2 separate regions of the Homo sapiens genome follow, and region 1 is linked to region 2. Evidence: chromatin loops called from intact Hi-C (ENCODE). Cell type or tissue: left lung. All regions are shown on one strand. Links, peaks and the distances in the headings refer to the core of each region. The heading gives the core; the rest is flanking DNA.

The links. Hi-C counts contacts between places; a loop is a spot of excess contacts. Peaks named below come from ENCODE experiments on the same cell type or tissue, not always from the same donor. Only the 100,000 strongest peaks of a DNase experiment are listed, where the experiment ranks them.
Region 1: it touches region 2 in a loop (4-fold over the local background); 3 of 110 quality-filtered maps call a loop at or near these places.

What each region holds. Positions count from the first base shown.
Region 1 is chr22:38,553,875-38,556,784 of GRCh38, forward strand. It overlaps DMC1 (DNA meiotic recombinase 1), which reads right to left. Exons shown (of 14, transcript NM_007068.4): 6 at 1,483-1,535. Among named protein-coding and RNA genes, the nearest start is that of DMC1, 15 kb to the right of the region's middle. In left lung, for the core only: no CTCF peak of the experiment used is centred there; no DNase peak of the experiment used is centred there; H3K27me3 peaks cover 1,143 bases.
Region 2 is chr22:38,421,950-38,424,859 of GRCh38, forward strand. It overlaps LOC105373030 (a long non-coding RNA gene), which reads right to left and starts at 2,269. Exons shown (of 5, transcript XR_938254.4): 1 at 1,893-2,269; 2 at 1,010-1,229. LOC101927183 (a long non-coding RNA gene) reads left to right here and starts at 2,329. Exons shown (of 3, transcript XR_938252.3): 1 at 2,329-2,474; 2 at 2,864-2,910. In left lung, for the core only: no CTCF peak of the experiment used is centred there; a DNase peak (open chromatin) is centred at 1,242.

The DNA.
Region 1 (2,910 bases), core at 175-2,674, 130 kb after region 2:
GAACCTGGGAGGCAGAAGTTGCAGTGAGCCAAGATCAGGCCACTGCACTCCAGCCTGGGCAACAGAGCGAGACTCCATCTCCAAAAAAAAAAAAAAAAAAAAAAAAAATCAGCCAGGCGTGGTGGCAGTTGCCTGTAATCCCAGCTACACAGGAAGCTGAGGCAGAATTGCTTGAACCTAGGAGGCAGAGGTTGCAGTGAGCCGAGATGGCACCACTGCACTGCAGCCTGGGAGACAGAGCAAGACTCCATCTCTAAATAAATAAATAAATAAATGAAAATAAAATAAAGACCCCACCACAGGAAAGAAAGCCTGGGGTTCCCCTACTGAACTGAGGTCCTTAAAGGGGAGCTGAAGTAGTCTTAAACTGGTGCCATCCCCTAGCTACCAGCAAAAGCAAATTCGTTCTGGAGGAAAACTTTCCTACCTACCAATCCAGGTCCATTGAACTTTCATAGATTAAAATCAAACAATAAGCTCAGAAACACCAATAAATACAGAAGAAGGTAAGCCACTAAGACTGAGTCAACAGAAATAATGAAAACCAGATTTAGTGCCCAAGTCAACAGAAAAAAAAAAAAAAAAAACAGATTTAGTTCTCCAAGGACAGCAAATACTGGAATTCCCAGATGTGATACACAGTGTAGCTATGCATGAATTGCTTTTTAAAAATAGAGGATAGGACGGGTGCAGTGGCTCATGCCTGTAATCCCAATACTTTGGGAGGTCAAAGTGGGAGGATTGCTTGAGTCCAGGAGTTCGAGACCATCTTGGGCAACATAGCGAGACCCTTTATCTATTATTTAAAAAAAAAAATAGAGGATATAATCAGGGAAGAGGGAATCTAGTCTCTATGTTCATGGAACATTAATTGCCTAGAAATAAAATCAGCCTCATTATTCAATTACCTTTTGAACAAATAAGTGAAAAAAAATCTATTATCAGCTGGGCGCAGTGGCTCACGCCTGTAATCCCAGCACTTTGGAAGGCCGAGGTCAGGAGATCAAGACCATCCTGGCTAACATGGTGAAACCCCGTCTCCACTAAAAATACAAAAAAATTAGCTGGGAGTGGTGGCAGGCGCCTGTAGTCCCAGCTACTCGGGAGGCTGAGGCAGGAGAATGGCGTGAACCCGGGAGGCAGAGCTTGCAGGAAGCCGAGATTGCGCCACTGCACTCCAGCCTGGACCTGGGTGACACAGCGAGACTCCGTCTCAAAAAAAAAAAAAAAAATCTATTATCTTCTATAGGAATCACAAATAAAAGATGAAAAGTGTTGATAAGACCCATCTGTTAATGTTCATATATATTTTCGTTGCAGTACAGAATGATCTCATGTTATGATAATTGAGATTTTGTAAGTTCCAAAATACTTACAATTTATTATTGGTTGTTTATTTAATTATATGTGTATGTATACACATAGATGTGTATGTGTGTGTGTATAATATTTCATTTAACAAAATATTAAGGTTCTACCTACCTCCAAAAGCTTCTGTAATTGCCATACTTTCAATTCCACCTCCTAGTAACTTACTGGAAATAGAAAGAAAGCATTAGTAACAGGAATAGAAATAGAAATATTAAGAGAGGAGAAAGTATTCATATCATTAGTATCCTTCCTATCTATGTATCTATCTATCTATTCTATCATCTACCTATCTATCTACAGAACATGAACAGCAATTCTTGGCTGAACAAATAGCATGCCACTTGCTAGATCACAGGTTCTATTGTGTATGGGCAAGTGGATCAGCAAAACAAATGATAAGCCCTATCGTTCTTACTTCAATAGTAAATGGAACCTGGGAATACTGCATGCTGTAGGCTTAAAAAATAATAATAATAAATTATTTTAAGAAAAAACTTAAAAAAATAGTAAATGGGTTAGCAAGGCCTTATGTCTTACTAGTCTTTAGAATTGAATTGGAGTTACAGATCGTCTTAATTATTATTATTATTATTTTTTTTTTTTCGAGATGGAGTCTTGCTCTGTCGCCCAGGCTGGAATGCAGTGGCGTGATCTTGGCTCACTGCAGCCTCCGCCTACCAGGTTCAAGAGATTCTCCTGCCTCAGCCTCACGAGTAGCTGGGATTACAGGTGCCTGCCACCACGCCAGGCTAATTTTTGTATTTTTAGTAGAAATGGGGTTTCACCATATTGGCCAGGTTGGTCTCGAACTCCTGACCTCAGGTGATCCGCCTGCCTTGGCTTCCCAAAGTGCTGGGATTACAGGCATAAGCCACCATGCCCAGCCCATCTTAGTTATTAATTGGGTATTTAATATTGTGCTGGAACTATGTTTCTATAGTCAATTGAATTTTCAATGTTTTTTCTTTTTCTTTTTTGAGACAGAATCTTGTTCTGTCACCTGACACAGGGCTAATTTTTTATTTTTTGTATGGCTGGGGTCTTGCTATGTTGCCCAGGCTGGTCTCAAACTCCTGAGGCTCAAGAGATCTGCCCACCTTGGCCTTCCAAAGTGCTGGGATTATAGACATGAGCCATCATGCCCGGCTTCAGTTTTTAATATACTGAAAAACATATGAAAAACAGGTATTAGGAAAATCCAGTGATTGTCATTATGGTCAGGTTATCTCACATAAACCAAATATTATGGAGGACATGTCAGAATAGTAAATGTCAAAGATGTTGTAGGTAATGCTAGCAGTTAGAAGAGTAACTGTCAGATTCTGACAGCATACATTTAATTGGTAGCCCAATGTTGTAGTGCATTTAAAGCTCTGAATAAGAAAAGGCCTAAATTTAAGTCATGATCTCATTCATTCATTAAATGCAACACATATTAATTGTGTTAATTGTGCTAAGACCTGGTAGGGGCACTTTAAAAACCTTGTATGTAGTCTATTAACATGATTTTTTGGGATGTGATCACAGGTCAGACAAAAA
Region 2 (2,910 bases), core at 222-2,721:
CTACTCGGGAGGCTGAGGCAGGAGAATCTATTTTTTTTTTTTTTTTTTTTTTGAGATGGTGTTTCACTCTTGTTGCCCAGGCTGGAGTACAATGGCATGATCTCGGCTCACTTCAACCTCTGCCCCCCCGGGTTCAAGCGATTCTCCTGCCTCAGCCTCCCAAGTAGCTGGGATTACAGGCATGTGCCACCATGCCTGGCTAATTTTGTATTTTTAGTAGAGACAGGGTTTCTCCATGTTGGTCAGGCTGGTCTCGAACTCCCAACCTCAGGTGATCTGCCCACCTTGGCCTCCCAAAGTGCTGGGATTACAGGTGTGAGCCACCACGCCTGGCCAGGAGAATCTCTTGAACCCAGAAGGCAGAGGTTGTGGTGAGCCGAGATTGCGCCATTGCACTCCAGCCTGGGCAACACAGCGAGACTCCATCTCAAAAAAAAAAAAAAAAAAATTGAAAAGATGTAGAATCCATCAATACCCAGAAAAGTCAATACCTGGAAAAAACTGCAATGAGAAAAGCTAGACGCAGGAAGCAGTCATCTGATCGCAGCCATGGGCTCTAACAAAGACAGGGGTGAACGCAATGAGGTGAAATAGCTGAGTCGGATGCCTCCTAAGTTCTTTTCTATTCTTCTGTGAGCTATTTGAGTTCATAAGGAAGATAAATCTTCCAGAAGCTGGTGGGAAGGAAGCCATGGTGAATCTACAAGGATTAGGCCTGAACCGTGGAATTCCAGGCAGGCAGGCAGGTGTGGCCAGATGAGGGCGGGGTTTTTTGCTCCCATTAGATCCGCCCTCTTCCCCCCTCCCTGTCTTCCTCCCTTTCTTCCTCTTCCTCCTTCCTTGTCTTCCTCCCTTTCTTCCTCTTCCTCCCTCCCTGTCTTCCTCCTTTTCTTCCACATGCATGATACCCTCTTCATTCTCTCCATCCTGCCCACCACTCCTGCTCCCCAAGAGGCTGTGACCGAAGTGGGGAAGAGAGGGCAGGGCAGGGCAGAGGGGGTCTCCTTACCCTGGCTCTGCAGGGAAGCTGGTGTGGCATGAGGAGGGCTTGGCAGCACTTTAAGGCCCCTTCAGCCTGCCCGTTGGCACAATTCCAAGCTCCGTGACATCTAAGGTTCTTACACCCCCAGACGCAGCAACTCCCCCCACCCCGCTCCGTCAGCGCCGCAGGAGCCGGAGTGGAGTGAGGGATCAGAGGAGCGGCACGAGGAGGGAGGCAGGTGGGAGGGCTGTGAAAGGGGAACAGGTGGGAGAGGGAAGGTGAGTCAGCCCCGAGCAGAGCTGAGCCAGCAGGAGTTTGCAGCGCAGCCAGGCCTGGGAGCCTCCCTGCAGCTGCGGGCTCTCGGCACCGCGTGGCCCCCTCCCCCAGTGCCCACACTGGCACTGCCCTTTGGCACTCCAGAAGTCCTGGCTTTGGGCTTTCACTTGCCTCTTCTGTGTGACCCTGCCACAGGTCACCTTGCATGTGACCAGAGAGACCAGGCCTCTCCCAAAAGAGCAACTACCACAAGCATATGAGCAAGCTGCAAGCTGGTGAAGGGCCTGGGGGGACCTTGGAACGCCCCATGTTGCTCTGGATGGTGGATGATGGGCCCTCTTGGGGGTAACCCCACATGTACCCCTTCCCCACCCTGCATCCGGGCCTCTCGCACATCTTAGAGGAGGGTAGACATCCCCTAAGACGTGCTCTAGGTGGAGGCTTCTGAGTCTGGGAGCACCTGAGCCTGAATCCTCTTCAGTTACTGCTCGTAGCCCAGGAAGCCGTGGCATCCTGGGGATGTGGTGGGAGGAGTGGGGAGACCTGGCGAGACCCACCCAGGGCCTGCAGGGCTGGATAGAGGGACATCTCTCATGAGCCTCCAGGGTCAGGATTGAGACCCTGGGGTACTCACCTGACAGAAGGGGACCAGGGGTCCTTCCAGAATGTGGGCAGATGCGCCACTGAATTTCCTTCTTGCTGAGCGGCCCCCACAGGCTCTTCGGTGGGGGTGGGGGCCAAAGGCCACAGGTGCACTCTGGGAAATCTGGGAGGGCACAGAGGAGGAAAGGAAGCAGCCCCTCCCCCTCATTGAGCCCCCACCTGGGAGAGGATGGAGTGAAGGAGAAGCAGGCTCCCGGGCCTCTGACTGTCCTCACTTTGTTTCCAGCCAGCCCCCTGGTTCTCTGGGCCTCTATTTATTTCCTCATCAGTAAAAGGAGGCCATAATCCTTGTCCTGGCTTCCTCTTGGAGTTTCGTAAGAGTTCAATGAACCCAAGGACGTGAAAGGTGTTATGCAAATGAGAGACATTATGAGTTATCTATTGGGAGGCTTGGATCCTGAGCTTGGCTCTGTCTCCAGGAAAGAGGCCTCAAGTTTCCTTCTGCAGCAGCGCAGCATACGGGGTGCACAGTGATCCACCCAAACGGCAGCTATGCTGCCGGGGCTGGTGAGACGTGGTCATTCACAAGGCAGCTCGCTGTGCTGCACAGCAGGTAAGCTTGCCTGCTGGTTCCCTGTTTCTAGAGGCAGCTGGCACCTTTGTGTGGAAGATCCCTGGGACCCAGAAGGGTGCCTTCTGCTTCCTTTCAGCCTGGGGCACACAGTCAGCCTGTAGAGTAGAAGTCGGGTGGGAGGAACCCTCAAACTCCAAGGCTCTGGGATAGATGACCAACTATGGCCACAGCTCCCTCCTGCTCGGCATGTCCTTGGCAATGTGACTTTGCCTCTTTCCCAAAAGGTGGAAACTAATTTCCCACCCTTTGAATCTGGGCTGGCCTCGTGACCTGGACTCTGGCCGATAGACTGCAGTGGAAATGATGTTATCCAAGTTCAAGGGGCTAGGCCTCCGGAGACCTTGCAGCTTCTACCTTTGCCCTCGTAGGTTGCTGCCCGGAGTCGCCATGAAGGAATGTGATGCAGCCTATTGGA